4 separate regions of the Mus musculus genome follow, and regions 2, 3 and 4 are each linked to region 1. Evidence: chromatin loops called from intact Hi-C (ENCODE). Cell type or tissue: left cerebral cortex. All regions are shown on one strand. Links, peaks and the distances in the headings refer to the core of each region. The heading gives the core; the rest is flanking DNA. Region 1 holds the start of Rad51ap1 (RAD51 associated protein 1). Region 2 holds the start of Ndufa9 (NADH:ubiquinone oxidoreductase subunit A9). Region 3 overlaps Gm38899 (a long non-coding RNA gene). Region 4 has its middle 22 kb from the start of Gm20190.

What was found. Peaks named below come from ENCODE experiments on the same cell type or tissue, not always from the same donor. Only the 100,000 strongest peaks of a DNase experiment are listed, where the experiment ranks them.
Region 2: a loop joins it to region 1, with 4 times the contacts of the local background. A loop is called at or near these places in 17 of 42 quality-filtered maps.
Region 3: it touches region 1 in a loop (5-fold over the local background); 2 of 42 quality-filtered maps call a loop at or near these places.
Region 4: it touches region 1 in a loop (5-fold over the local background); 21 of 42 quality-filtered maps call a loop at or near these places.

The regions. Positions count from the first base shown.
Region 1 is chr6:126,935,714-126,943,346 of GRCm38, forward strand. It overlaps Rad51ap1 (RAD51 associated protein 1), which reads right to left and starts at 3,874. Exons shown (of 9, transcript NM_009013.4): 1 at 3,781-3,874; 2 at 240-295. The coding sequence starts at 3,797. D6Wsu163e (DNA segment, Chr 6, Wayne State University 163, expressed) reads left to right here and starts at 4,253. Exons shown (of 14, transcript NM_138594.3): 1 at 4,253-4,313; 2 at 6,599-6,793. The coding sequence starts at 6,616. In left cerebral cortex, for the core only: CTCF peaks have their summits at 4,824 and 5,034 (motif pointing right); DNase peaks (open chromatin) are centred at 3,945, 4,226 and 4,877; H3K4me3 peaks cover 1,891 bases; H3K27ac peaks cover 710 bases.
Region 2 is chr6:126,844,746-126,852,474 of GRCm38, forward strand. Ndufa9 (NADH:ubiquinone oxidoreductase subunit A9) reads right to left here and starts at 4,399. Exons shown (of 11, transcript NM_025358.3): 1 at 4,319-4,399; 2 at 46-216. The coding sequence starts at 4,367. In left cerebral cortex, for the core only: no CTCF peak of the experiment used is centred there; a DNase peak (open chromatin) is centred at 4,410; H3K4me3 peaks cover 1,856 bases; H3K27ac peaks cover 1,114 bases.
Region 3 is chr6:126,496,086-126,503,814 of GRCm38, forward strand. All of the region lies in intron 1 of Gm38899 (a long non-coding RNA gene), which reads right to left. Among named protein-coding and RNA genes, the nearest start is that of Gm38899, 15 kb to the right of the region's middle. In left cerebral cortex, for the core only: CTCF peaks have their summits at 1,997 (motif pointing left), 4,153 (motif pointing right) and 4,982 (motif pointing right); DNase peaks (open chromatin) are centred at 1,982 and 4,165.
Region 4 is chr6:126,788,547-126,796,275 of GRCm38, forward strand. It overlaps the pseudogene Gm29788. Among named protein-coding and RNA genes, the nearest start is that of Gm20190, 22 kb to the left of the region's middle. In left cerebral cortex, for the core only: CTCF peaks have their summits at 3,550 (motif pointing right) and 5,350 (motif pointing left); DNase peaks (open chromatin) are centred at 3,564, 4,583 and 5,033; H3K4me3 peaks cover 270 bases.

The DNA.
Region 1 (7,633 bases), core at 2,634-7,633:
CGAACACTCTCCCCCCAATACACATACACATGCAGAGGAAAGAGTTCCTACCTCACCGCGTGCGGTATAATCTAATGCAATGTTTCTCAAACATGGATCAAAGTTCTACCAACAAATCAAACATATAACCAGTACAACAAAGCTTAAACCTAAGTTTCCAGGGTTTCATTTTTTCCATATCTAACTCTGAGGAAATAAATTTCTCAGTTTATTAAAGAAAAGTAAAAAGCTCTACTTACCATCAGAGTCATTGCCAGAATCTTCAAACTGTGAATAATTTATTGGTTTTCTATTTCTATGAATAAGACAGAAATTTTTCATTACTGAAAATAGTAATTTTTTTACCTTCACCTTAAAGTTATTAATAATCTTGAAAAAAGGAAAATGTGTTTGGAGTCTCTCTAAAGTACTTCAATCCAAAGCCAAGAACTTGGCATTAACTGAAAAGCCAAACCCATACCTAATACACATAATGGGAAGAGAAATTAATTCAGGAAACCCCCAAAGCAAGAAGAAAACAAATATTAGCAATTAAACTTTGTATTCTGTTCAGTGGTGACTGGGTATTTATAAACTGTGTGCTGTTCTTTGCTTACATTAGAAAGTACCTGTTCAGTTTTTTTTTTTTTTTTTTTTTTTTTTTCGAGGCAGGGTTTCTCTGTATAGCCCTGGCTGTCCTTGAACTCACTTTGTAGACCAGGCTGGCCTCAAACTCAGAAATCCGCCTGCCTCTGCCTCCCAAGTGCTGGGATTAAAGGCGTGCGCCACCATGCCCGGGTCAAGTTTTAACCATATTTCAAAAATTCTATCAGAGCAGAGCTATGACTCACTGGTTAAGAGTATGCACTGTTCTTTCAGAGGACCTGAATCCGGTTCCCAGCACCCATGCCAGGCAGCCCACAATCCCCTGTAACTCCAGCTCCAGGAGGATTAAAAACCTTCAGGCTTCCTCAGACATTGCACATACCCAAACAGACACTGACACCTAAGACCAAAACCAAACAAAAAAACTTTAAAAATCCCTCTACAATACCAAATAATGCTTTCTTAATGGAATGTACACTTTACAATAATAGTCTGTCCCTACATCTTTGTAGGAACTAAGTGGGCAGAAGAAAAGGATGCTCAGTGTACAAAGGTTACTCTCCTTCCTCTGGGAGAGCAACGTAAAGCTGTCCCTCCTTCCCTTCTGTCATCTATTATGTGCCCCCAAGCTTACAAGCCCTTTCTTTCAAGCAAAAATGGGAGTTCTGTGAAAGAGGCTTGTCTACTGTCCAGATCATGGTCCAGACCTGTGTTTCCCTGAGAGAGCAGTTTAAATGGGAAGGTGTTCTTGTTACTCTCCAACTCGCCAGAGTTTAAGAATTTGACAGCTACATAAAATATGAAAGCATCTTAAGAAGTTGTGGGATTGAAAAATTAGTAAACAAAGCCAAAAGCCTACTAAAAAGACAAGTATATCTCAGGTTGAGTTGTAACAGACATGGACTCTTATCGATTCATTAAACACAAATTACATATTGTATTTTAGAGGCTCACTAGGGTGAGATACGCAGGAAACCATTACTTTTAAAAAGAACTTTAAAAACTTGGGTATGTGCACACAAGTACAGTATCTGCAAAGGCTAGGGGAGGAAACTGGGGGCCCCCTGGAGCTGGAAGGAGCTGCAAGAGCTATAAACTGTCTGACGTGGTTAGGAATGGAACTTGAGTCTTCTGGAAGAACACCAGGCACTCTTTTAACTATTGAGCCAGCCCACAAGGGCTTCTGTTTTTAACAAATATTTGAGTATGCGGCAATAGAAACTGCAAGGACTACAACCACCACAGCCTCAGTTTGTGCCAATCCCCATTCAGTGTAAATGACAGAAGAGTGAAGACAACAACTGGTTTGGCTTTACTGTAACACAAGTAATGAGCTAGTGAGATGCAGTGGCCAAAGTCACCCGCTGTGCAACCCTGACAACCTCCTGTGACTCCTAGGATCCATGAAAGGTGGAAAGAAGAGAAAGGACCCCACAGTTATCTGCTGAATCAAGACAATGTATGTCTACCACCATTCTCACCCCTTTTATTCACACAATAATTTACAAAACAACCCCCCCCCACCACACAAAATAACAACAAAAACCAGACCACAGTCATGATCTCATGGGGCTTCTGAGGATTCAGGGGACTGTGGATAACACTGTGACTACTACTATCCCAAATAACAGCAGTATGTCTTCAATATCTGCATGCCTGTCCCCTTCCAATTTCACCATGGAAGCAAGAGAAATCTAGTCCTGTCTTCTAAACCTCATTATCTCAAAGGGGCCCATCTCAGTCAATACAGAGACGTAGCTCAGTCCATAGAGACAGTCAACCTTGATTCTTTGTTTTCTCTCCTCTATAACCACTTGTCAGAAGTACCTAAACTTGAGCTGGAGAGATGGCTCAGTGGTTAAGAGCACTGACCACTCTTCTAAAGGTCCTGAGTTCAATTCCCAGCAACCACATGGTGGCTCACAACCATCTGATGCCCCCTTCTGGTGTATCTGGGAACAGCTACAGTGTACTCATATAAATAAATCTTAAAACAAAACAAAAAAAACCCTAAACTTACTTGCTCCATCTCCACACCACACACACACACACACACACAGTGCCAAAGTCACACACAACTGATAGCATCTCAATTCCCCCCTCCCCCCTGCTTTCGCTCTGGCCACTCCAGTCCCCCTCAGAGCCAACCAACAGCCGGTGGCCTTTATAAAAGTGAAATGAGAATATCTCAGGCCCTCCACCACTGAAACTACAGATTTCCCATTTGTCTCAAATAAAATTCAAACTCCTAAGACCTACAAGCTGCTTTAGATAGATTTAGATAGATTACAACTGCTTTGTAATCTATCTGACTCAGTCCTCAATCCATCCACATGCTTGTTCATCCCACACCTTCAATCTGCTTCTCAAACATGGTGAACCTTGGGCTTTGGCTCCTATTTCATGTGAATGCCCCTTACATTTTACCTAGGTAACGCGTTCATATGATTTAAAGTAAGGCTTTTCTCCTTCCTCCTATGTTACATTGTGGTGTTTATTTTGTTACTCCCCCTTATCTCTCCCCACCCCTCTTCCAATAGAGTGTAGCCTCCAGCTCTTAGTACAATACAGGCCTAGGAGAATTCACTAAGTTTATTGTTGTTTGGTTTTGCAGGACTGGGGTTTGAAGCTGGGGGCCTCTCATCTGCTAGGCAATCACTGGACCACTGGGCCATAGTCTCAGCTATATTCAGTCATTCTACTAAATGGATGGCCAGCCTGGCATCCCGGTTGTGATCACAGAGAGATTCCAACAGTCTAAAGGAAAGCAGATAGGAACTGGGGGTCATGTGACAGGGCACCACGGCTTGAGCTGGAAGTTAAATGGGCCTCTCTGCCTAGGGATTTGAGGGAATAGGCACACCTGCTTTTTCTGTATCGCTCAACGTATGACAGCCACTTAACGCGGTCGCTCGCTGTCGCGTTAAGCGCGACTCAAATGCTAGCCTACCAGGTCCCTCTGGAGTGGGGTGACTCAGGGGCGACAGCTGCAGAAGGAGGCCGAGGGGCGGCAAGCGAGATGCCAGGCGGGCTCCTCTGAGCAGCGGGTGGCTCTCACCGGAGACTGGCGACGAGCACCCACCCAATCGCGCTGCCCTCTGTCGGATCTCGTCCTCTCCCGCAACCATGCATGACAGTGGCCCCCATCGTCCCCGTCCTTCCTCTCTGCCCCGCGGGACGTCACCAACCACTCACCTGATAGGACGCACCATGGTGCCCTGCCTAGAGCAGCAGTGCTCTGGAGCTGGGGAGCAGCTGTGGCGGTTTCAATTCCCGCCGAAAACCAGACGTCGCGCTCCACGCCCCGCTGCGCCAGCCCGCCAATCACCGCTCGCCTGCCTGAGGCGGCGCCTGCGTGCTGAAGAGAGGGCGCCTGCGCACACACACCGTGGCCCGGGCACGCCATCCTGGATCCTGTCTGCTCAGACTTAGCTTTTGTTTTGATACTGCACTTTCGTCACAATTGCGATTTGGTACCGAGTCTAAAATACAATATAAAAATAGCGACACGCCTCCAATATTTAGAATGACTAACTTAAAAATAACTGGAACAAAGGGGGTCTTGGATAGGCGTTTTCCTTGGCGCTTGAGGAAAGAGAAACATGAGTTCCGAATCTGCCAAAGTGGATCTATTGGAGGTTAAAAAAAAAAAAGCAAGAAGTCAGCTGACTTATTTGGGCAGTTCTGCGTTGACAGCTCCAAGTGTGCTTTGGTGTCTGATGAGAGAGGTGAGTTCGAGCCCACAGCGAAGAAGCCCCTTCAGTGTGGAGGACCCAATGACGGTATCTGGTACAGACTTAAAGAACAGAAGGAGTCTTCTAAGGGCCATCTAAAGTGCTGGAGTGCAGCTTGCCATTGCCAGTTCAGTGTTTGTGGTCAACTAGGCTTGTCGTTTTGCATGTTGCTCTGACAGGGTGTAGGCACACCCAGAGAATTCGGAGACGTAAACTGGATTACGATGAATTGTATCCTGAGAGCAACAGACCACAGGAACAAAGAGTAACATGAAAACGTGTGTTTTTATTGGTTTTGTTCTGTTTCATGTTACAATGTATTCTAATTACTGTCTCACCTTATGTCGCACCTGTCCCTACTAACTTGCCCATCCCTCTAATCTCTGCATTTCCACCAGTCCCCTTTCTAGATTCATGTCGTTGGGTTTTTTTTGTTTTGGTTTGGTTTTGTTTGTTTTTGTGACCCTATATCTTAATTAGACCAGACTATTGAATTGCGACTACTCATTGGAGCCTGGTGGGGGCACCCGTGGGCACACAACTGAAAAATAACTTCCCTTTTCCTGAATCTGCCCATAGAAAACAGTTCCTTAATGACACATGGGTCATTCTGAGTCGTCTTCTCTCTTCCCTCTGCTGCTGCTGAGGCTAATCTTATGCAGACCTCTGACACTGCAGTGAGTTTACTGCTGTAATGGCAGCGTCTTGTCAGAAGGTGGCATTTTGTCTTCCTCTCTATGATCTGGTTCCTCTATTTTTCCACTTCCTATTCTGCAGTGTTCCTTGAACCTTCACAGAGGTGGTATAAATGCCTTGTTTAGGGCCGAGTCCCCATCCATCACATGTTCTCACCTTGTGGCACCTGGAGTCTGTACATTCATTATAGTTCACTGGAAAGAGACAATTCTCTGATTAAGTCTGGGAGTAGCACTTGTCGTGGGTATAGACATGGTGGTTTGACAGTGTCCATTTAACTGAACAACAGTATTTATGTTCCCCCCCAGGGCCCATCATCTTCCCTGCTATGGGTTTCCAACAGGAATCATAGTGCCAGGCAGGGGTATGCTCCTATAGAGCTGACCTCAAATCCAGTCAGAGCAAATTGGATACCCTCATAATGGTACCCTAGTGCCCAGATGAGCATGTCTTGCCTGGCAGGTTAGTAGAGTTCATAGAGTCCACAGCTGGGTTGGACCAGTAATGAAATTTCTCTTATAGCAGCCTCCTTAGTATCTTCAAGGACCATAAAAGATAGCCAGCAAAGAGGAAGCTTCCAGCAGAGTTCCAGCTTGGCTTTTTTATATCATCAATTGAGCTGTGCAGTGTCTTTAACAACAGAGTTTATCATCTAGTTTTTATGGACGACCAAGAACAATGACAACAATCTCTACTGTCCTGGGAGTTCATATATATATATATATATATATATATATATATATATATATATATAAATGCATACATATATATGTACATATATGTGTGTATACATAGACTGATGGCTAGCTCTTTAAGGGACCTCGACTCCTACTGTCTTTACTGCATTTTCTTTTCTCTGAGTAGTGTTCAGTGTGCCTTGGGCAGCATCCTGTGTGGTCTGTTCTGTGCCCGTGCTTCCTACTTGGAGATCTTTCTTGTGTTCCCATATCCTTTTTCTGATACATCTCCTGACCTTCAACATCAAACATCTTCAAGCTACCACTGGGTCTCCGTTGTGTTTGGCCACTTGTATGAGTTCCGTAAGCTAGCTGTACACTTACAGACCCCCAACCCGTCCCTCCTCCAGCATTTCCTCTTGCCCCCCCCCCACTCTGTACCTTCCCTTGTATTAACTACTTGTTATTCTTCCCTAGGAGTAAAAGTACTTCTTGAGCATATTGTTTGCTCTGAAATTAACTTTAAAATAACTTTTCATTTTAAAAAAAAAGGAAGAAGCAGCATTTGGTTTTTGTCACGAAGATGAATGTGCAGGAATAAGCAGGAAACACTATAATAGACTGGTTGTGGTGGTGCACACCTTTAATATCAGCACTTAGGGTGGGGTGTGCTGAGACAGGAGAATCAAATGTCTGACATCATCCTAGGATACGTAGTCCTAAGTCACCCCAAGATGCACAGTGAGACATCCTCTCTAATAAAATGGAAGGAAAATGAAGACTGGAGTCGTTGGTTCAGCATCGCATGGGGGCGGGGTGGGGTGGGGTACAGTCTCTGAGGGATGGGCTGTGTTTTAGAGGTGTCCTGTGGCCGTTTGACTCATGGTTCTTTGGCTCATCCTACAGAAACCCTGCTGAAGAATATGAAGAAAAACCGAGAAAGGTTCTGCAACAAGGAAAGGGAATTTGTGTACAAGTTCCAGGTAGGACGTGAGCGCTTAGAGCTGAGAGTGCCCCTCAGGTTTCCTGTGGAGGAGAATGCCAGTCATCTGCATGGACGTCTGATGCTGCTGCACAGCTTGCCTTGCTTCATAGAGAGTGGTGAGGACGGACCTCCTTTTGTTTCTCCATAGTCTCTATTGTTAGATGTTTCTTGGTAGAGCACAGATTTTTGAACTTGGGATGTGACCCATGAGTCTGCACAACTGAGTGAGTGTCGGGCTCATGATGAACATGTCAACCTGAAGAGGTTTTCAGCACAAGTGACCAAATGTTAATTCAAAGCCAGCAGTATGGTGGATTGAAGGAGCTCAAAGCTTGCTTTGCACCGCCCATGCCACTGAGCTGCCCACTGCCAGTGAGTGCTGCCCACTGCCAGTGAGTGCTGCCCACTGCCAGTGAGTGCTGCCCACTGCCACGGAGCTGCCTACTGCCAGTGAGTGCTGCCCACTGCCAGTGAGTGCTGCTGAAGCCTCCTGGAGCAGACTCAGACTGCTGTTTGCACTGCGTTTACTGTCTGGCATGGCTTTCTGTTCTTGTAGAAATGATGGTTTCCACTCCTCCTTCCTCAACACTGAAGCTTCAAATTCCTGTATCTTCAGATTGTATTGTGTTGGAATGTTTTTGAGTTTAAACATTTTTTTATTGCATTTATTTATTGTGGAGGCAGAGCCTATGTGTGTATATAAAAATTTGCTTAACAAATTTTGACATGAAATTAAGACAGAATTGCTAGCAATTTCTAAAAAGGCCTTAAATACGTGTTTTGGCATCTTATACTATGTATTTATGGAAAATAGTATTCTTGACATTGGCAATTATAAAATCAAAATGAAAAAGTTAAGTGTACTTTCAGTATTAAGTATTCAGCCAAGATTTAATTACTTGTATTAAAATGATCAAGCATATTCATTTCATTAGTACTCATCTTTTATTTTGTGT
Region 2 (7,729 bases), core at 1,333-6,332, 92 kb before region 1:
TAGTCCAAGGCATGAAGCACACTGAACTAAAAGCACTTGACTTACCAAGGTGGTTAACAACGTATCGACCCAGGAATCCTGTAGCCCCAAACACAGTGGCCACAACTCCACTGACAGATGAGCGGCCTCCTTTCCCGTGAGGTATGACAGCATGGTGAAGCTGGCGATGGGATGAGCCACAGAACACAGAAGTGGCTGCTGCAGTAATGGCAGGACCTTCAGGGAAACACCAGAGGCAGCAAACATGGCACATGTTAGCATAAAAGGTTCCTAGGAACTTGTACCTTAGGGATTTAAGTCCCGACAATATTAAACATAAATTACTATAGCATAAAATCCAGAGTAATTATATAAAGTTAGAAAGCAAATCCCATGTCCTATCAAGCCACATTATCACAAGAAAGAATTTCTGAGTAAAGTGTCTGGGTAAAGTATTTTGAGAAAGGTTTTAAAGAGGAACAACCAAGAGTAGAATCCCACAAGACACACAGAACATGCACAACTAAATAGAAGTAAGAATGAGTAAGACTGGAGTTGAGTAACAGCAAGAAAATCTGGACATGACTGAAGTTTGATGGCAAGTGAGTTGAGGTAATGATGTGGTTGGGGCAGAAGACTATTGGCATCTCAAGAGGAAAACAGGAAGAAAAAAATGCTGGGAGCTGGCTTGGCTGGTAGGGGGCCTGCTATGAAAGCAGGAAGACTGAGTGTGAATTCCTGACACTTGCATAAAAAGAGGAAAAAAAAGGAAAAAAAAAGAAAAGAGAAAAGAAAAGGAAGAAAAAGAAAAGAGAAAAGAGGAAAGACAACAGAAAAGAAAAGAAAAGAAAAGAAAAGAAAAGAAAAGAAAAGAAAAGAAAAGAAAAGAAAAGGGGAGGAAGGAAAAAGAAAAGGAAAAGCCACCCAAGCACAATGGCTGCCATGCCTTTATAACCCCAGTAACTCACTATCTCCTATAGAGAGGCTGAGAGAAGTGGATTCCTAAAGCTTGCTGCCAAGACAACATAGCCAACTCAGTGACTTCCAAGTTCAGTGAGAGATTCTGTCTCAAATCGATAAGTAATAGATAGATACACAGACAGACAGATAGGGTGGAGAGTGATTAAGGAAGAAAGCAGATATTGACCCCTGACCTTCATGTGCACACATATTCACATGTGCCCAAACACAAATATGTACACATGCCAGGGGCCTTCCCCAGCATAGGGGGTCATGGCTGGCAGGGCTGCCTGCAGAAGAAAGAAGGATGGGCAAGGGGTGTGTGTGTGTGTGCGCGCACGCGCGCACGCACTCGGGTGCGGGCTCAAAGCTGGCTGGCTGACTGACTGACTGACTGACTGACTGACTTGCAATCAAGCCGTTCCTGCTGCTCTGACTGACTACCAACCGGGTGCTTCTTTATTTATACAAGTCTCACAGAACAAAGGCGGACTAGTGATTATCTAAGTGGTACAGAATATGTTTGACTTTTCATTACATGTCCAGGGTTACAGTTTAGTTACAATTAGAAAATACTGGGATGGGATAGGAGGGTTCCGAAGGGGAAATGGGGAAGGGGATAACATTTGAAATGTAAATGCACAAAATATCTAATTTTAAAAAAAGAAAAGAAAAAGAAAATACAAACAGAACATCTTTTATTGTTATCAGCCCCATAACTCTGACTTAACAAATCTAAAGAATGTCCCCACCAGGGCTGGCTAGATGACTCAGTGGTTAAGAGCAGTGACTGCTCTTCCAGAGGTCCTGAGTTCAATTCCCAGTAACCACATGGTGGCTCACAACCACCTGTAAAGGAATCCAATGCCCTCTTCTGGTGTGTCTGAAGGCAGCTACAGTGTACTCATATGGAAGGAAGGAAGGAAGGAAGGAAGGAAGGAAGGAAGGAAGGAAGGAAGGGAGGGAGGGAGGGAGGGAGGGAGGGAGAGAGAGGGAGGGAGAGGGAGAGAGAAAGAGAGAGAAGCAAACATGTTTATTATATGACAGCCTGCTTTTAGGCTAGCAATGTTCGTAGTTTTAAAATATGCCAGACAAACAGAAAATACCTGAAACGATCTTTTTGTGAATAGAAAATACTAATACCTAACGTCTATTAGTATATGTTTTATCATCTATGCTATAAAGTAGGAAAAGTTTATTTTAGTCTATCTTATTTACTTAGTTTTACTCCTCCAGGGCTGTACCCTGTACAAGCCCCTATCTTTAAACTACATTTTCAGAGAACTCTAAGAATATAAGAAGAAGAGAGCTTGAGTCTGTAAACTATTCACCTGGCCCGTCAGTTTATCAACTGTCTCTGTTTGCCCTGCATCAATTACAGTTTGAGTTATCTCAGGGGCAGACACCCCCCAAGCAGGTTCCTGGAGTAATGGCCTCATCTAGCTATGTGCTTATCTGTGCTTAATGATCCCCAGGGCATAAAGAAGACTTCTAAATGGTGGCCAGTCTTTTTGGGATTTTCCTAAAAAGGCTCAGGAAATGACATAAAACGAATCTCAGGAAAATGAAACATGATGGAGAAAGTCCCCAAGGATGCACTATGCAGAGATCAAAACCCAAAAAGCTAGAGATTGAAGGACAGTGATTGTAGCAATCTGCTCAGCTTTGCTGGAACTGTGTCAAACAACAATGCTGGCATCATGAGTCTTGCCATTTCCAGTGGATATGGTTGTGCCATACACATATATACTCTCTTACCCTAAAGAAATATCCATACAGAAAAGAAGAAGATAAACAGAAGGAGTACAGTTTTGATGTCAAAAAACAACAAACAAAAAAACACCGAAAATGGATCTTTAGGGAGGGGCTGGTGAGAATGCAAATGATGCACTAAGAAGCAGGGCACCCTGGGGCAGCCCTGGCCTCATCTAAAACTGTTAAGAGAGTGTCGTTATGTAATCGGGTTACTCCAGAACTCCCTATGTAGCCCTAACTGCCTTTGAACCCACAATGATCCTCCTGCCTCTGTGTCTTAAGCACTGAGGTTACAGGTGTGAGCTACCATGTCTTTCTGTCTTATAAAATCCTACTCTAAAGCTCCTTTGATGTTCATTTACAGTAAATAAAAAAGACTGGGGTACAGGAACAGCTGACTCCCTAATTAGCAGCTGTTGGACTATCTCTTGCTATTCTGATTATCTGAGCAGAAGACTATCAATCAGCCCTAATGGCAGCACCAGAAACCCTGAATATCAATCACATGGATGCCTTGGGGAAACTACATGAACCAAGCAGCCCTGACTCCTGAAAGCCCCTCCTCGGCCAGGTCACCTCAAACAGTTTGTCCCAGATTTTTATGCTGTTACAACCCAATTCTAGATGACCCTGTACTCATTTCTGAGGTTAGAGAACATGCACAGAGGGCCAACTGTGACTGGTACTAAAGAGGATAGGCTGTGATTGCTCCAAATATCCCTTCTCTGCCTATCTAGCGAGTCTCCCGGGAGACCCTCTTCTGTGCTGTTTTTCCCTGTAGTGTGGCAGAGGGCCTAATAAAAAACTTCTTGGGAATGGCCATGTTTTGTCTACTTTCAGTAGTGTGGGCTCAGTTGGGGACATGAAGAAAGAAGCAATGGACATGGCAAAGAAGTGGTGATGGCTTTAGCAATGGCATAAGGACATCTGACCCCAGCTTAGCGTCTGTTGGAATTTCCTGCTCCCACTACCCTAAGAACAAAAGCTCTTCTACGTGGTCTGACATGAAGCGATTTTGAGAATGACTTGACATTCTGTAACGAGTTTTTTAAAAACACACTATGGAAAACTGTAAGTGAAGCGGGCATGTTTGTGGCGTGGAGAGTGGAAGGGCCGTGAACTGTAACGACTGAATGCTTTGCCTCCCTTGATCTGCAGGTGCAAATGCATGGTTTCGATTTGAGGGCTGTGAACACATTCAATCACGACAGAAGAGTAAATAAACAACGCTGACAAATTCTAAGCGGTCCTTCACTTTTCTTTCCACCCAGCTCCCGACTCTCCACAACCATCTCTCGCTGCTGCAGTCCCTACCGCCACAACCTGACATCTGTGGCGCGGATTCTGATTTCCAGTGCGATCACCACCATGAAGTCAATCGATGTCCTGCCGTCCAAGCCCCCTTTCCCCTGGATAAGTACTCTCTTGGACCGCAACCTTCCCCACAATCCACGCACTATCTCGAACCTGTCAGTGTCCGGGTTCTCCTCGTCCCTCCCAGCTCCTCCAGCTCTCCGTCCCCTTGCCGAGTGCAGTTTCACACATGAGCCAAGAGTATGAGGAAGAAAGGTCATGTTCCCGTCGCCGAATGCAACCCCAAGACCCGGTCCCCGGTGACACTTACGTGACATTGGAAGCGCTCTAACAACCCGAAAGCGGACGGCGGCCGCCATCTTCTCCCACAATGCCTCACGGCCGGTGCTTCCGCCAACTACGGCAACAACGCGGGGTCAAATGGTATCTCAAGGACCTCTCTGCGCAAACGCCAACTGGGAACGGAAGTGGCAGGTTGATGGTTGATAAGAGAGCCTGGGAGTAAAAGCAGAGGAGAGAAAAAGAAAAAGAGGAGGAGAAGGCAGGGGAAAATACAGTCCCGGTTTTGGAATGGGTTGTGAAGACCACCTGATATTTCCGGGGAATCTGCATTTCAGAGTTAACCAAGGACTGACTCAAGGGCATGCAAAATGGCCAGCTTTCAAAGACCCTTTTTCTATGGGCTAATTACCAAAAAGAGTCAGACAGCTCTGCAGGGGTAAGAAGGAAGGGTGCCCCTGCACTCAAGGAGTTGCACGGAGGAAAAAGGTGTAATAGGGTCTGCGTACAGTGTACAAGTGGGGGAGTTAAATAGAAATGCAGAGGCGCCCCCACCCTAAGCCCCTCGCACGCCAACGCCGCCAGGAACATCCTTTTGCAGGGCGTTAGTGTTCACTGTCCCCTTTCATAGAATGCATACTTAGATGTCTGCACCAATTCAATTCCACTCATAGATGACCTCACCAGGGACTTCTGATCACCTTTTCCAACGCGGTGATCAGTCTCTGTGTCGTGAATTTGATTGGCTGGGGTTTATGTGTTTGTTCGGTCGTGAATTTTGTTTATTGAAGCACACTCATCACTAACTGAATTATGAAACGAGAAGTTCTATTTTTGGAATTTTTGAGACAGGGTCTCCCTTTGAAGTCCTAGTTGGCTTCGAACTTGTGGTACAGCTCTCTGCTTCAGGTAGGAGTCACCACCCTGGGCTGATCCAGAGATTTATAAATGGTTTTGAAACGTGAATCACCTGAAATGTGATATAAAATCGCATGCTATGCTTGACATTCAACATATTTTTCTTATGGAAAAACTGCTGGCTTTACCCAGAGCAGCTTTTTTAAAAACTGGGCCTCTTTGAAAATCTGTGTTGTTCTGCAAAGATTTACCTGGAGCCTCGGGATGTTCTGAGAAAATAGAACCACTTGCATTTAAAAATCTTTTTTCAGGCTCTGGTGGTCCCTGCCTATAATCCCAGCTCTTGGAAGGCAGGGACAGGAGGATAGGGAGATCCAGGCCAGCCTAGGTGACCTTGTCTCAAATTTTAAAAAATTAAAAAACTTGATTCCAGTCATCCTCTAGCTATACCTGAGTAAAAGACATGGGCTTGCAAACTGAAGTTCCCAGAAAGAAGCTGCAAGTTCTGAACTTTCTAGAAAGGCTGATTAATTGATTAAAACTGTAATAATAATAATAGAGAAAGGAGTGTTGCAGATCCAAGATTACCCTGGGCTATCCTTAGCCCTCTAAATAGCCATTTATTATCCACCTTTGTGTGTGCCCTATCGTCTTTGTGACCATCACCTGAAAACATTTTAATATATTTATTCACTTTACATCCCAATGTCAGTCCCCTCCCCTTTCTCCTCCCAGTTCCCCCTCACGAAGATCCTACCCCCATTCTCCCCTTCTCCTTTGAGAAGGGGGTGTTCCCCTCTGAGTATCACCCCCACCCCCACACATCTAGTCACTGCAGGCACATCCTTTCTCACCTCGCCGAGGCCAGACAAGGCCAAGGCAGCCCAGTTAGGGGCATGGGATCCACAGGCAGGCAGGCAGGCAAGCAGGCAGGCAGGCAGGCAGGCAGGCAGCAGATTCAAGGACAAGTCTCTAGTTGGGGAAACCATATGAAGACCAAGCTGCACATCTGCTACATATATTCTGGCACATGCTTGCTCTTTGGTTGGTGGTTCAGTCTCTGGGAGCCCCCAAGGGTTCAGGGTAGTTGACTTTGTTGGTCTTCCTGTGGTACCCCTGTCCTCTTTGGGCTGAAACCCTTTGGGGTCTTTAAGGGGATCATTAGCTGCTACTAACCCAGAAGCTGAGACTATCATCAGATAGCCTTTAAGGTCCATACATCTCAGGTGTCTCCTGATTTATTAGAAGATCCCACCTTGCCCACCTGATGTTTCTACACATGGATTTGAAAAGTGTTTACTTGTAATTCTCTTTGTTCTGTTACTACAAGAACTTTTCACTGTTGGACAATGGAATTTGGGGTAACCTTGATTTGGCTATCCATATTTGACTCCATTATAAACTACCTCTTGTCCCCTTTGAGGGGACTAACCCTATGAAACATACCTTAGATTTATCAATAAACTGCCTAGTTTGGCGGAGTCATTCTCAACTTGGTAATTTTTCACATGCTTAGTGGTAGAAGTGTTCATTGTTCATCTCCAGGAGGAGAGTACATTGCTGAGAAAGGCAGCTATCTAGTAATGAGTAGGAACTGCTTGTGACTAGGATAGGAAGGCCCGTATACCCCCTGCTGTAGTTCCCTTTTTTGTTTTGTTTTTTTTTTTTTTTGTTTTTTGTTTTTTGTTTTGTTTTTGTTTTTTTGAGATAGGGTTTCTCTGTGTAGCCCTGGCGATCCTGGAACTCTGTAGATCAGGCTGGCCTTGAACTCAGAAATCCACCTGCCTCTGCCTCCCAAGTACTGGGATTAAAGGCACCACCACTGCCCGACCCCTTTTTACTTTGAGACAGTGTTTCCCTAAAATGTTGAGGCTGACCTTGAACTTCAGTTCTCCTGAGTAGTTGAGACACTGTGATTTCAGGTCTTCACCTCTGGGCCCAGCTGACCCAGTATTGATGAGAATTGCCATTTATCCAATTGAACTAGAAAAGAAGCCCTTTTACTCTGAAGCTCAGTAATGCCCAATTGCCTTGCATTTCTTGGCCTCCTTCTTTCTTGACTAGAGCTCAGAATTTGCTAGCCCCTGATTCTGAGATTGATATAAATATTATGGTACTCTCCAAGTTCTGATAAATTGACATATCCCATTCCCATTTTGCACATGCCTCATAACCTAGGAAGTAAGTATATCACTTACCAACTCTGGGTCAAGCACTTTTGGTCTCAAGGTGTCATAGTTGAAAGAGCACTGATTTTAATACCTGGAGTATTTTATCCAGTTCAACACCTAACTGGGAAACAGATGCCTGCTGCTTGCCTCAAATGATTATTAATAGGCTCAGGTGACTAAATGATATAAAGAACCTTGGTCACCTGCAAAAAGCTGTCAGCCAGCCAGTGTGCCTGCCTCTTCAAACATCAGGGAAGTACACAGATGCAGTGTGTCTGAGCTGCAAAGGCTCTGGCAGAAGCCAACAAGCCTACTTTTTTTTCTAAGATGAGAACGATCCATAATAAAAGTTGGTAGTTGGCAAATGGCTTTATTGAAGGATACCAATATCCAGTTGCTTTTGAATCTGTTCG
Region 3 (7,729 bases), core at 1,413-6,412, 440 kb before region 1:
CAGCCAGAGAAGTATCAGTCAGGACTGACTTCCATGATACTAGGTTCCTTCTTTTCTGGGAGGCCAGTTAGCAATACCTGCCTGTCATTTACCATCTAGACACCATTCCCCCTTCTCTTTCCCTTCCCCACTCCCCCTTCCCAGGAATCATTCTGAATTGTTTCAGGCATAGGGCCCAGTGGTTAGACATGCACAACACAGCAGACGACATGAGAATGTGAGGTTAGAAGTCCAGTGTCTGTGGCTGCAGGGGAAAGAAATGAGTGTGATGGCCCCTGTTAGCATGCTTCCTCCTGCATGGAATACGTGCCTTTGCAGGAATGCCCCCTGTGGGGCATCTAAGGGCTCCTGCAATGATGTCCAGATGGGAAGAGCCCCAGGACAGACACTGGGTCTGCTCTGCCCTGTCACTTGCTGCATGGCAGGCTCCTCTGATGGAGGTCAGCACCCAGGAGGGACTCTCCTGAGCACTTGGGACAGGCTGGAGGGACAGGAAGCATCCCTTACTTGTGACCCCTGAGTCCCTGGAGCCTCTAACATCCATTGTAAAGGCATCAAGGCCCCTGGGTAGACACCCACCGCTGTGTATAATAAGCATCTGGATTTCTCTGCTGCCTGATGGACAGGACGGTAGAGGTGTAGGGGAACATCCAGACTGCTGTGCCTGGTCCCCAGCTGACTCGTTAGGAGCAAGAGGTAGCTGAATACATTAACAAAGAGCTCTGGCCAACGCCCTGGCTAGTTCCCCAACATGGGCAAAACTCTGGGCTGGTGTCCTTGATTTAAGCTGGTGTAGGATCCCGTTCTTCCCTGGTCCACAGGTTGGTCAGAGGCATAGATATTGTGTCCACACCATTCCCTCAGTACAGCACACGGTGAGTCTTCTTGAACACAAATCATCCCATGTTAAACCGGGAAAACTGAATTTTCTGTGTGTCTCGAGGCCTTGAGGAAGCCACGGTGAACAACTTCATTGGCATGCCAGCATTGCCATGTGCATGGGCATGGACACAGCCTGCAGACATGCGGCTCTGGAGGAAAGACTTCAGCCTTTCCAGCCCTCCCGCTAGCCTCTCTCAGTAGCCACAACTAAAAATATAGCCCATGAAAAGGAGTCTCTTTCCAGAATAAGGATGTGAAGGCAAATGTCACTGCATTCACAGCAGCAGACCTCTAATTCCCAATATAGCAATGGGAAGAGGCCAACTCCACCACTGCACCCCACATGCAGAGCCTCAGAGCCTGAAACAAGGACTCGGCAGGAAAAGCGAGAGATCAGGTTAGGTGTCCATGGCAACCGAGAAGCCAGACAGAGACGGAGCTCAGCAAGGAAGGGGCTTGAGGGTGTGTACTTCAGACCTTGTGTTTGTCAAAAAGAAGTTCTCCTGTCAACCCTGCCTGAAGAAACTCTGTGTGTGGCTTTGCCTCCCCCCACCCCCCACCACCCCATCTTTACTGAGAAAAAGATTGACAAGTACAAATATTGTTCTGGGATCTTGTGTATGCCTTTAAGGTGGCACTCAAGTATGTATGCCTTTAAGGGAAGCTCTGAGGTGTGTATGCCTTTAAGGGCAGCACTCCGAGAGGGAGAGATGTGGGTCTCTGAGTTTCATGGACTGTACTTTTAATATTTTGGTTTTCTCCTTACAGCCATGAGAGAACTTCTCTCAGCTATACTCAGGCTTTCTGCCTACCTGCGCATTCATGCTCAGAGGTAGTGTGTCCATCTGCTCCACAGAGGAAACCACTTAGACGGGAGTCTATGCCATAGACTCTTCCCCAGACCTCAATGGCATTAAACCACGACCTTTTGAGCGAAGCATCTTGTGAGTGAATTGATTCGTTCATTAAGCATCTTGACCTCAGACTGCATGACAGATGCTATGCCAGGGATCCTGCACTCAAATGGAGGTCTGGGGCTTGCCCCTTGGTTGCTAATTGCACAAACTAAGATCACTGGGAAGGCATCCTCTGTAGAGATGATCTTGCTGCCACCTAGAGGCAGGAATGATGCAGAGCGCCTCTGGAAGAGGTTGCATGCTTCAGGGTTCCTCACACTGTAGTGATGCCCAACCATAAAATTATTTTTGTTGCCACTTAATAACTGAAATTTTGCTACTGCTATGAATCATAATGTAAATATATGATATTTCTGATGGTCTTAGGCAACTCCTATAAAGGGATTGTTTACGACTGAGAGTGGTCGCGATCCACTGGTTGGAAACCATTGGTCTAGCAGCTGAAGAAAGTCTTCAGAAAGGACTAAGTCCAGAGGTTTGGGTCCTGGGAGCAGCAGGCTGGCTCTGAGCCTCAGGTGTGGGGTACTCAGACCTGCAGATAGCTGTGGCGATACTGTGGCTTGGGGGGTAGGTGGTGGGGTGCTACTTATAGAACCAATACTAAGTAGACTGGTAGGGTCACCACCCTGCAGCTGCAGGGGAGATGGGGGCTTCCTTCCCAGATAATTCGTGGCAAAATCAGCAGAAACCTAATGGAAATGGAACCTACGTGATCAGCACCAAGACACAGACAAGAAGAAGGAGGGGGTGGGCTGGGGCTGAAGCTGGGGGAGAGAAGGGGGATTTCCAGGAGGTGAGAGATAGATGAAGCTAAACAGACAGAAGGGAGGCAGGGGGTGGCAACACAGGATGCGTGAATGGAGACTGGTGTTCCTCTGTGTCTGGAATTCAGCCTAGGCACATAAGAAGACCTCAGGCAGTAGAGAAGGGCAGGAGCTAGGGAGGGGGCCAACTGATCTGTCAATGTTGTCAAGACTCTGGGACAAGAGGGAGTAGTTATCCTAGCCGAACTAGGGACAGTTTGGTTTGGGTTTAAAATCACAGCATCTCTGAGGCTAGATCTTTGTCTTCAGCCTGGCTTTTTATTTTTTTAACAGAAAGGGAGGCTCTGCAGACCTGGAGACTGCTGTCACTGTCATTTCTGTAACCGCAGTAAGAGATGGAAAGAGCTGAACCGTATAAAGGAAGGGAGGCTGGAGACAAAGGAAGCCAGAGAAAAGCCACTGTGACATAGAAAAGCTCAGATAGAAGGCAGAAAGGAGTCTGTATTCTAGTCCTGGCTGTCAGCTCTAGCCCTCGAAACAGCTCTTGGGTCCACATGCTGAGGGAAGGAGTCTTTAGGGCCTGCCAGAGATATTCCGTCTCCCTACCATGTTAGTCAGCTTTCCACCACTTTAACAAACTACCCGACAGAATCAACTTACAAAGAGAGAAGGGTTGCTTGGGCTCCCTCTTTTAAAATCTTTGGTCTGGCTGATTTGCAGATGTGGTGGAGCAAAACCCCTACGGCATGGCCAGGAAGTGAAGATAAAATAGCGATTGGCCTGGAGTAGTACTATATACTTCCAGGGCATGCCGCCGACTGTAAGAGCTTCCATAAAGCCCTATCTCTTGAAGACTCCACCACCTCTCAGTGGTGGCACCTTGAGACAATGCCTTACCTTCTAACCAACTGGGAAAGTAAGGCTGAGGCACTGTTCAACTCGCTCAGTTAGCAACATACTTTGAAAATAAATATAAAGAAAGGGTAATTGTGAACTTTTGGTCATTGTCTCAGTTTTGGGCCATTGCTGTGGGTAACAGGATCCTAAGGGCAGCTCTGTGGCACCATGAACTTGTGATTAAAAATGAGTAAGTTCAGGCTTGGCACACACAGAGCACAGCAGTGACCATGCACAGAGCAGTGATCACTCACGGGTCAGAGCAGCAACCACGCACGGGGCGGAGCAGCGACCACACACAAGGCACAGCAGCGACCAGGCGTTGGAAAGGGTAAGCGAATGATCAACACTGAACATATCTCCTCTGTATCAGTTTTCTATGACCTGGATATCCTGAGTTCGCCCACCACAGCATATTTGTCCGTTTTTAACTCTGACCCACCAGCTATCAGATGCTTAGACTCCTATGCTGAGCCCACTGCCACATTGTGTCACAGGCTGCTAAGCCCAGCTCTTAGTGACAAAGCAAGAGGAACTCTGGGGTCAACATCATCTACACAGCAAGTTCCAAACTGCCAGAGATAGACAGAGAAGAGAAAATCTGTCTCAAAAATGTTTTAATCCAAAACAATACATGATAAACTTTCTTCTTCCTGAAAGACAGCTTGGTGGGAGAAATGGCTGCAGAACCGCATTCTCCCAGCAGGTGGCACCCGAGGAACGTGTTTGGGATTCAGCCCGCCTGTCAGCCCAGTGGGCCTTTCTATGGCTTCTGTGTGGGACACACAGGTCTACCCTGACAGGCCTCGGACATAGGGCCTGAACACCACATACCTCGTCATGAATGGACCCAAGACATAAAAAACAGTACAGCTTTGATACTCGCTTGCCAGAGAGAGCTCTAAGTTGTGAGGCTTCGGATGCCACAGCCTCTTCTTAGCAGGCTCCCAGCCCAAAGCCTGTTTGGGACAGGAAATAGGGCGGCCAGTCTCTCCAGAATGCTGTCCTTGCAGCCAAGCTCCAACATAGTTCAAGTTCTTTATCAATGCGTATTAACTGTGCAGAAGGGTCCATGCATGTTTGAGAAGTACTTGGCCACAATTACCCCCTCTGTTATTACAGATTATACACCCCCTCGCCCTCTTCATTTTCTTTTCTGTATCACTGGCAGTCTCCAGTTTCGTATCTTCTTCACCCTTCCCAGCTTCCGAAAAAGAAGTAAAGCAAGAAACACTTGTCTCCCCAGTCTCTTTTCACTCAACATGATAATCTACAGTTCTATTCATTTTATTGAACATCTTGTTCATCTTTACAGTTAAAGAAAACTCTACTGTTCGGCCATGCCCAGCCTATGGCCCAAGAGAGATATCTATGCAGCCCAATTTAAACTCACAGAACTACCTAAAATGTTATGAGATCATTTGGGTAATTTTTTAATTCACATAACTCATTTTCATGAAATTTTGTATAGACTACAGTGTATGTGTGTGTATCTATGTGAAGGTGTGTGCATGTGGGTGTAGTACCCACAGAAGCCAGAAGAGGGCATTGGATCCCCTGGAGCTGAAGTTACAAGCTGCTGTGAATCAGCTCCTGTGGGTGCTCAGTGGCGACACTGAGACTCCCTGCAGTTATCTTGCCCTGGTCTCACTGTAAAGAGGGGGCGTGGTTAAGATTTCACTCAAGCTTCATCTCACCTCCTGCCCTATAGAGGCTCCAGGTGTGAGGTCGGTGTGGATGTGGTGGGGGCGGGGCTGGCCATTAAGAGAAGATAGGAGGAGACCGGCAGTTGACTGAAGAATGCCTGGTGTTCTAATGTTCTGATACCCGGTTGGTAAACCTATTAGCAGCCCGGGAAGTCACCAGGAGAAGCTTTGAAAATGAAAGGAGATGTAGATTCCCGGAAGGGAGACGAGTCTGTGCCAGAACAGCACTGTGTGCAGAAAGGAGGGGAGGGTAGCGTGCGCAAGAGGGTAATGGGAGCTTGGGACTGTCGGCAACAACATAGGCGAGCTGGGTACCACACCACGCAGGGCTGGGCTTTCGACAAGGGGTGTAAGGAAGAGGTTTGTGTCAGTGTGTCTGGGAGGCTTGGAGAGAAGTCCTTCTGTCAAAGACGAAGGAGTCCAGCCCCACTAGCCACGTGATCCAGAGTGCTCTCCGCACACTCAACAGTGGACCTGAGAAAGTCCTCCGCACCCGAGGCAAAGAGAAAGGGCAGAGACGGCTGCTTCTGTTTACAGGAGTCAGGAAGGGATCAGAGACTTGAGGACTGCCCAGCAGAGGCAGCTAGCTGCAAGTCACACACACACAGATTCACAGAACCGTGGACAGGAGGTCTGATAGTACAAATGGGCAGAATACAAGAAAACCTTCACAAAGCCAGAGCGACTGGAGGTGGGGTTCTGGTGTGATGAGTTCTGGGGTCATTTCAGAAGTTGCTGCTGCTTTGCGGTTTTGTTTGTTTGTTTGTTTGTTTGTTTGTTTGTTTGTTTTTTGGATTAGTTGCCCTATCCTGACAGCCCAGAACTGGGGTTCTCAGCTCTCATTTGACCTCATGGCAGATGAACGCTCTCTAGGGAATTCCCTTTGCAGAGAATGGAGGTTAGGTGTGCTGGCTTGTCTTTCGTCTTTCATTTTCTCTAGGCTATTCCTTAACTTACAGAAATTGAGAACTCTGTCATATGGCCATGGTGTTTTGAATAAGAATGCCCCTCCCCCAAAGCTCATAGAGGTGTGACCTTGTTAGAGGAAGTGTGTGACTGGGGGATGGCCTTTAAGGTTTCAGAAGCCTATGCCAGGCCCAGTCTCTCTCTCTCTCTGTCTCTCTCTCTCTGTCTCTCTCTCTCTCTCTGTCTCTCTCTCTCTGTCTCTCTCTCTCTCTCTCTCTCTCTCTCTCTCTCTCTCTCTCGTCCTGTGAAGCAGGATGTAGCTCTCAGCACCATGCGTGCTGCTGTGCTCCTTGCCTTGAGGATAATGAACTAAATGTCTGAAACTGTAAGCCAGGCCCGATTAAATGCTTTCTCTCATGAGTTGCCTTAGTCATGGCAATGTTTCACCACAGCAATAGCAACTCTAACTAAGACAAGGCCTTCGAATAAGCAAGAAGGCCAGTTATTGGACACGGGAGGCTCAGACAAAAGGCAAGTACAGGGGCCACATTCTTTTCTGATACCTTCCCTGTTCTCCAGACATGGAAGCCTGACTGACTTCCCCTCCAGATTGACTTCCAGGATGACACTGGAATAAACCTGGAACAAATGATGTCAGCCTCCCAGTTGGCCTTTGCAGGCCCCCGACTTCCTCTGTTTACTCCCATGATGCCTCTCTGGGGAGGGATGCCTTCTCTGGCTCCTTCTCCCATCAGCTGTCACACGGCTGCTTATCTCTGCTGACCTTCTCCTAATGAAGACGATGGATTAGCCAGGACTAGGAGTCAAAACATTGTTCCGTCCTGATCTTACTGACCATGACGTAATTATCTCTGACCCGTCAGGCATGTCAGATGGCTTTTATTATTGTACAAATAACTGAGCGCCCACAGACTTTAAAATGTGCTATTTTACAGGAAGTCATGGATGAAGAAAGCCCTCTGTGCTCCAGAGGTGGCACCCCACTGGCTCAGGAGGGTTTTATTCACTGTGCTGGCCAGTAGAGCAAAAGACAAAATATTTGTGCTTCTATTCTTAATTTAGTGAATTATAACAGATCGTGTGCCTACTCTATGTCGCAGCTGAAGAATGAACTAGATTCTGACACGTCATACCTCCTTCTCGTCAGGCTCCTGTCTTTCACCAGTTACTCTGCTTTATGCTTCCCCTACTCATCTTTGTGACGCTGGAAAACACACTTAAATTATTTAAAGTAGAACTCCTGTATTAGGACAGACGTTAAACGTTTAGATTAGGAAAATACGTAATAAAAAATATTTTAAAAAAAGGAGAAAAGAAACTAATTTCAGAGGGAAAAAAAGAGATTTTTTTAACTTAATCTGGGAACAGTATGTGTGTAAGCCTCTCTAGGAAGTGAGAACTCCGATGTGTTGACCCTTTCCTCTGGTTCTCAAAAATCCCAATTTCATGTGCTAGTTCTCCACTGCCACACAACAACCACATCCCATGCAGCCTAAAAGGGAATTTAGTATCAATAAGGCTCGGGGCGTCCATTTTCTGTAAGTGGCCAAACACATTAAAAATCTCTCTGAGAAGGAAAATACCTCCAGATAGTCTCATCCCTTGCTTTGATTTCTTCAACGCTTCTGATTTTCAG
Region 4 (7,729 bases), core at 1,182-6,181, 150 kb before region 1:
TTGATTTACAATATGAGTGTTTTCCGATTTGCCACGTGTTCCCATTATGATAACAGTTGATCAGGAACTAGACTGAACCAAAATACATGTTCTTTTAGGAATCATGTCAGTACTTGACGTAGTGATGCAGGGTTGCTAAGACTCTTCGGTGTAGGCAAGACAGCATAGTCCTTTCACCTAGTTCACCTCTCCAAGCTGATACTCAAAGTGGGCCAATCGTTCATTCACTTGTCAGACCATGACAACAGCCAAAACCCAGCCAGGCACTGGTCTTACTGCCTGTGGCTCCATGGTAGAAAGAGGCAGGTAAAGAGGTTAGCTATGGTAGTACATGGCAGCAATCCCAGAATTCTGGAGGCAAAGGATTGTAAATTCCAAGTCCACAGAGTAAGATCCTGTCTTTAAAAAGCAAAGTTCGAGTAAACATTGCTCTAAGATAGTGTAAGACAAGGACTAAAGGAACCCTGAGAGTGTTCAGAAGCACCGCACACTCCCGTGAGTAGCACCACCCACTCCCGTGAGTGGCACCGCCCACTTCCGTGGGTAGCACCGCCCACTCCCGTGGCTCCTCCCTGGAGCCAAAGGAATACTGTCTGGTCCTGGGGAGGAGGGAGCAGGAAGGACAATGCTTGCATGGGGCATAAGAGAACTTTGTTATTAGGGCTGAGTGTGTTCCTCTGCCACACCCATTCTTTTTCTTTCCAAGCCCCCTTCTTCCCTTCCTCTCCCTCCTCTTCATAATCAATATTCCTATGCTAATCCTATCATATTCCTACCATAATCCTAGTTCAGGGAGACTGTAAAACCTCTGAACCTGTTTTGCACGTATTTTCCCTGAAGGGTTCTCCGTAGCCATCAGAAAATTCTTTAAAATAAAACGAAGCAACGAAAAACAAACAAACAAGAAACCCTTTGGCTTTAGTCTGTCATTGAGAAGCCGGAGGGATGGCTCAGTGTTTAAGAGCACTCGCTGACTTTTGCAGAGATCAAGTTTGGGCAGTTCACGGCCACTTATAACCTCCGTTCCAGACGACCTGACATTTATTCATAAATTAAAATAGAATAAATTTAAATAAACAGTTTTAAAAAGTCATTTGCTGGCTGGGCACGGAGGTTGGTGCACATCGCTCCAGCTCTCAGGACGCTGAGGCAGAAGGATCTTTAGTTCCAAGCTATCCTGAACTACAGAATAAGAATATCTAAACAACAACAAAAAAAGTCAATTGTTTATGTTTCTTGAAATATAGCCCCCGAACCTAATGCAGTAGGTGGGTGTTCTGAGACAGGATCACAGGCAGCTTGGCATCTCCACCACAGGGCAATGTGGTCCCACCCAAGTGGCCTAAGACACAAGCCTTTGAAGCAGCCAGGACATAGAGAGAACTCACACAGAGACCCTGGTCAGGGAGGGTCCTCACATTATGGAATTGTCACAGGACTTCCATCAAGTCATCTTCTCCCTGTTCTGGTCAAAGGGGAAGCTTTCTTTGTTCTTTAAGAAGGGGTCTCACTGTGCGGCCCTTGGCTGGCATAGAAATCACCCTTCTCTGTTCGAGAGACCCAGCTTTCACTGCCAGTTCCAAGATGGTAGTTTTCTCCTGATTCACTGCCATAGAAACTCAGGGATTCGGGAAGACCTAAGGGTGGTGGCCTAGGCATCAGAAGAGCATAAACATCTGGGTCACGGGTCTCACCCCCTTTCTCACCAGCACTAGCACATTCTAACAAGAAGGCCAGGTACAAGAAGGGACACGGCCCCACCCTCCTACTACAAGTGCTCTAAGGTGGCTTGGAAATAGCATGTCTCCCCAAAGGCTCGTAGGTTGGATGGTTGGTAGCCATTGGTGAATTCAGTCACTGAGTTGGTTGGGTCCTGAGTGTGCAAACCCAGTAGATTCATCTCCATGGTGGATTCATAATTTGATAATATTTTTGGTGGGGGCTGGGTGGAGAAGGCCACCAGGGACATCTTATTAGGGGTTGCATCTTGTCCCTGGTCTCTTCCCCATCCCTCCTGTGGCTTGCACCCCAGCTAGCAACTTTGCTATGATGCTCTGCCTCACCGTAATCCCACAACAATGGAGACATGCATCCATGAATTGAAACCTTGAGCTGAAATAAAGCTTTTGGTCCTAAGTTGTTGGTCACAGATGTTCTGCTGCAGCAATGAATAGCTGATTAAACACCATCTAAAAGAATCCCCACTTGCACAGATGACAGCTGGAGCTTAGCTTTGAAGAATTCTCTCAACAGAAGCTAAGAGGCCATCAACAGAAGCCCAAGTGATGCTGATGACAGGGAAGCAGCCTTCCTTCACATTCCCAACCTGATAGAGACTTAGTCAGGGTTCTCTAGAGTTGTTAGGAAATGTCTCTCTATATTGAGGGAATTTGTTATGATGACTTACAGTCTGTAAGTCCAACTCTCCAGCAGTGGTCAGCTGTGAATGGGAAGTCCAAGAATCTAGTAATTGCTCAGTCCCACGAGGCTAGTTGTTTCAGCTGGTCTTCTGTAGAAGTAAATTTCAACAGATGTGCTGGCAAGTAAATGCAAGCGATGAAGAAGAATAAATCTTCCTTCTTCCAATGCCCGTATGTAGGTCTCCAGCAGAAGGTATGACCCAGATTAAAGGTATGTACCACCACACCTAGATCTGGGACTTGCTTTTTCCCAGGTTGATCTTAAACTCAGAGATCTCCCTGCCTCAGTCTCCTGGGATTAAAGGAGTGTGCTGCCTTGCCTGGGCCTAAGCTTTTCATGGACTCTATGCCTCAAAATCTCCATGCCAAGTTCCAGGTCTGAAACGCGTGTCTTCCAGCCTCAAGATCTGGATCACAGATGAGCCCTTCGATTCTGGATTGTAGTTCATTCCAGATAGCGTCAAGTTGACAACCAGGAATGACCATTGCATAGCCCTTCAGTGAATTTGCATGAGTCTTTGTGGCTCAGGTCCCCAACTGTTCTGTGGCTATTACCTTCAGCAGGTACCCCCTAAAACTTCTCTGCAAGAGCAATATATAAAGTAAAAAAGATAGCTAGTGGTGTTACTCATGGAGGAAGTGCTTGCCTGGCATGCAGGAAGCTGGAAACGAAGTGATGGGGGGGGGGAGTGAGGTGACAGCCAATAAAATTGTCACCAGGAGAACGGATGTTGTAAAGCAGAGCCTTCCTGCCTGTTCTCCCTCCCCTGTGGGCCTGTCTGTCACTCTTGTAATTTTTAAATGAACAATACGTGCTTACACATCACCCAGAATGCTTGCTTCCTGCCTTCCCCTAACAGTAAGGAACCTCTAACCTGTGGCCCCGGTTCTCAGGGCTTGGAGAAGGATGCTGGTGGAAAGGAGATGCCTGTGCACCGAACTCATGGAAAGGAGAATTACCTGGCACAGGTCCTCAGTCCAGGCAAACGCTTTCATTCAATGAACTTTTCTACGAAAGGAGAAAACACAACACACTGTTGGAAAGAAGTGTAGAAAGAAGATACCCCGGAGCCTGTATTTTGGGGGTTTAGTTCTGATTCTACCAAGAGAAAACAGAAAACAGAACCAGCAGAGGGCGATCTGATCCTGCCCAGTTCAGAGAAGTGAAGCCAAACCTGGACGGAGGAGCTAAGGGCCTCAAGCAAGGGCAGCAGTTTGCAAAGGGAGGAGAAGTGGAGAGGAAAAAGAACAAGAGGTTGGGAAGCAAGAGAAGAAAGGGACCTCAGTCAGGTGCAGAGCCGAAGTAAGAGTAGGAGAGAAGCGCGCGGGGGGCGGAGCGGGGAGAGCTTGGGCAGGAAGGGTGCGTGGGCAAGGGCGGGGCTTGGCCAGGATGACTTAGGACAGTCCCTCAGCCACCTTGGGTCTCTTATCCCTATCTTTTCACAATGAAGCATTTCAAATTTGAACTGAGGTTAACCAACGCTTACATAGAGGACAACGTTGAGGATGGTTTCAGGAGTGGATGTATTTTTCAGGTACCAGTCCAAAGTTTTGCATTTCAGTTTCTCCCATCCTTCTTTTCTGGAGGAAATGTCTCCATAGTGAGATCATATTTCAAGGCCAGAAGTAAAATGAGGTCTGAAACTGTAACTCAGTGTAATGACTCCCTAGTACTTAACAAAAGGAAAGAAAGAGTGCATATCACTCTAAGATACGTGATTGGGCTATTGTCGCCACACAACGGTAGACAACTAACTTAGGCGGTTCTTTCCCGTTTATCCGTGACGTGTGATCTGTGAATATTCTTCCAACCAACCTGATGGAGCACCAACTCACTCTCTAATATATGTAGTCATACGCATGCATTTTTAAAGATTTTATTTTTTGTTTAAAGTGTGTGTGTGTGTGTGTGTGTGTGTGTGTGTGTGTGTGTGTGTGCACGCGCATGCATCTTGGAAGGGAGGTGTGCATGCGAGTACAGGTGCCCACTGGAGCTAGCAAAAACAATCAGTTCCCCTAGAGATGGACTGAAGGTTGTTGTTGACTGTAATGGGTGCTGGGACTCAAACTCTGGCTGTCTATAAATAAGTGTACTACATGCTCTTAACCAGTGAGTGAGTCATTTTTCCAGCACCACAAAAATATGGCTTTGGTGACAAAAAAAAAATTTTTTTTAATTAAAAATTCTCACCCTACTGGGCTAGTGTCATATTTCCTGTGTCTCCTCTTCAGGGTGACCTCTAGGGATGGCAATTTCTGGGAGTGAGTTGCTCCCATCTAAGCTGGCAACCTCCTATACCCTTCCCAGCAGGAGCCTGGCTCACGAGCCGCTGGCCCACACCCTACTGGTTCAGTTAGCACAGCACAAGCTTATCTACCTAAGGAAGTCGTCTTACTGAGTGACATCCAACATTGGTGAGTCTCCTCCCCTACTCCTAGCTCCCCACCCACCGAGTTTTCTACCCCGCAGACAGGCTTGGAGTCAGAATGACCTGTGTTCACATCCTGACTCCACTTTTGCCCATCTGGCTGGTTAGACAAAACACTACCTTCCCTGAGTCTCAGCTTACTCATCCACAGAAAGGGCCAGCTACCATCTGGGCGATTGGGAGGACTCAAAAACATAGCAAGTGTGCGGCAGCTGGTGGATGCTACGTGGTAACAAAACACATCTCCCTTCATGAGTCTCCCTTCATGAGTTTGTAGATCTTACAGACATTATCTCCTATCTGATTTGTTTCTGGTTTTGCTCTTACCATTCAAGCATTAAAAAGTTCAAATTAAAATGCTGTGGCACCTAGAAAGATGGCTCAGAATTCTAGCAAACCGGTCTTACCCCAGACGACCCTGGGTTAGATTCTACGTATCACAAGAGTTCTCACAACTGTCTGTAACTCCAGTTCCAGGAAGAAATCTGATGCCCCCTTCTGGCTTCCAGTGGTACTACATATATGTGGGACACACACACACACACACACACACACACACAGGGAAAACACCCAGATGCACAAAATAATTTTTTAAAAAATTCAAGCACAAGCTAGAGTGTGTTCGCTTATGATTATAACCCCAGTGCAAGGGACGCTGAGGTGGATCAGTACGACTTCAAGGCCAGCTTAGACAGAAAAGCAAGACCCTGTTCAAAATCAAATCAAAACAGAAAATTTAGCCTTTATTTCAGTTTTCCCAGTTGATGGCATTTTCCAATTCATGTAAGCTTAGGGAAGGAAAAAAAAATATAACATTTGGCATAAGAGCCTTTGCTTTCAAATTAAAAATAAAAATTGCCTATGAAAATAATAAATTTTATCAATTGTCCTTGTTGAACAATTTTCAGCTTTGCTATTTCAGTTTATATTTACTCGTTATTTACTTATTTTTTAATTAAAATGTATTTATGTGTTGTGTTTGCACAAGTGTTTATATGGATGTATATACACATGGAGATCCAAGGTTGATAATTAGTGTCTTTCCAGGGTCTCTCCGTGAGCCTGACGCTCATGCACTGCGCTAAGCTGGCTGACCTTTGAGCCTCAGGAACCCCCTTGGCTCCACCTCACCTGCCTTCCCAAGACCAGGGTTTCAGGCATGCGCCAACGTGCCAGGATTCTTCCGTGAATTTTAGAGATCCTAACTCAGAGATTCATGCTTGATTATTTGGTTCTATTTTATTATTTCTTATATTAGTTCTATAGCCCAGGCTGGCCGTGAACTTACAGTAATCCTGCCTGAGCCTCCTATGTGCTGGAATTACAGGCACGAACCACATCTGGCTTTGACATTCTAATTTGTTCTTCCGTTCCAATCTCTGTCTCTCTTTCCCCCCCCCCCTTGAATTTTCTGCTCACAACACCTATCCTAATACTTCTGGTGAATTTAACTTTCACTAAGCAGAACACACACTTAATAACATGTTCATGCTTGTCAGGGCACGTGACAGAGTCAGATTCTGAACCCAGCAGTCCATGTGCTAATCCTTGGCACAGGTTGCCTGTAATGCAGGTGCTATGTGAATGCTGGCTTCTTTCCTACCCATCATTCCTACCCACACGCGTCCACGAGCACCACTAAAACACTACCTGTCAGAAAAAAACCACCCATACTGTTCTGGTAGGCTTCTGGTTCTCTTATTTAAGAAAAGGCAGATCGGATGGTGGTGGTGCATGCCATTAATCTCAGCATTCATGGCAGAGACAGATGGATCTCTGCGGGTCTGAGGCCAGCCTGGTCAACAGAGCTAGTTCCAGGACAATCAGGGCAACACAAAGAAACCCTGTCTCAATAAAATAAAACAAACAATCAAACAAATTAAAGTAGCCAGGCCCAGGACTCTAGAGGCAGAGGCAGATGGATCTCTGTGAGTTTGAGGCCAGCCTGGTCTGCAGAGCAAGTTCCAGGACAGCCAAGACTACATTAAAAAAATAATAATAAAATTTAAAAAAAAACCTGTTTCAAAAAAATTTTAAATTAGTTGGGCAGTGGTGGCACACACCCAGCAATTGGCAGGAAGATCTCTGAGCTCAAGACTAGCCTGGTCTACAGAGTAAGTTCTACACAGCCAAGGCTACACAGAGAAACCCTGTCTCAAAAACCCAAGGAAGGAAGGCAGGTGGGGTGGGCGGGTGGGCAGGAGGGAGGAAAGGGAAGGAGGACGGAAGGGACGAGGGAAAAGAAACAAACAAGCAAGCAAGGATCCTTACAAATGGCTAGAGGGCATGCTGGGCACTGCGCCCGTCAGGAAAATGAAAACTCAAACCCAGGATGGCATCTCCTCTTCCTGTCAGAATTCCTGCTGCTATCAAAAGGACAAAACCGGCGAACACTGGCGGGGACCTGAGGAAACTGGAATTCTTAGACACCGGGATAGGAAAGTAAGATGATAGAAACCAATATGCGAGCTCCTCGAGAATGAAACCCAGGACGATTACAGGAGCCTGCATCCTCACCCCTTGGTGCAAATCCGAAAGGAAATGAAAGCCCGCCATCAGTGTTCCACCCTCCCACCGCAGCACAGTTCACAACAGCCAGACTTGGGAGCAGTCACGGTGTCCATCAATAGATGAGAATGTAAAGGAAGTTTATGTATGCACATGCACACACGCACACATGTACACACACGCACATGGGCATGCACATGCACATACAAATGCACACACATACACACACACACACACACACACACACACACGCACACGCACACGCATGTGCGTGCTTTCGCACAGGAAAACCAATCAGACATTAAAAGGCATGACAGGGATGGGTCTCACATACGAAGGCAAATGCCACGTGATCTCATTCATATGTGAAAC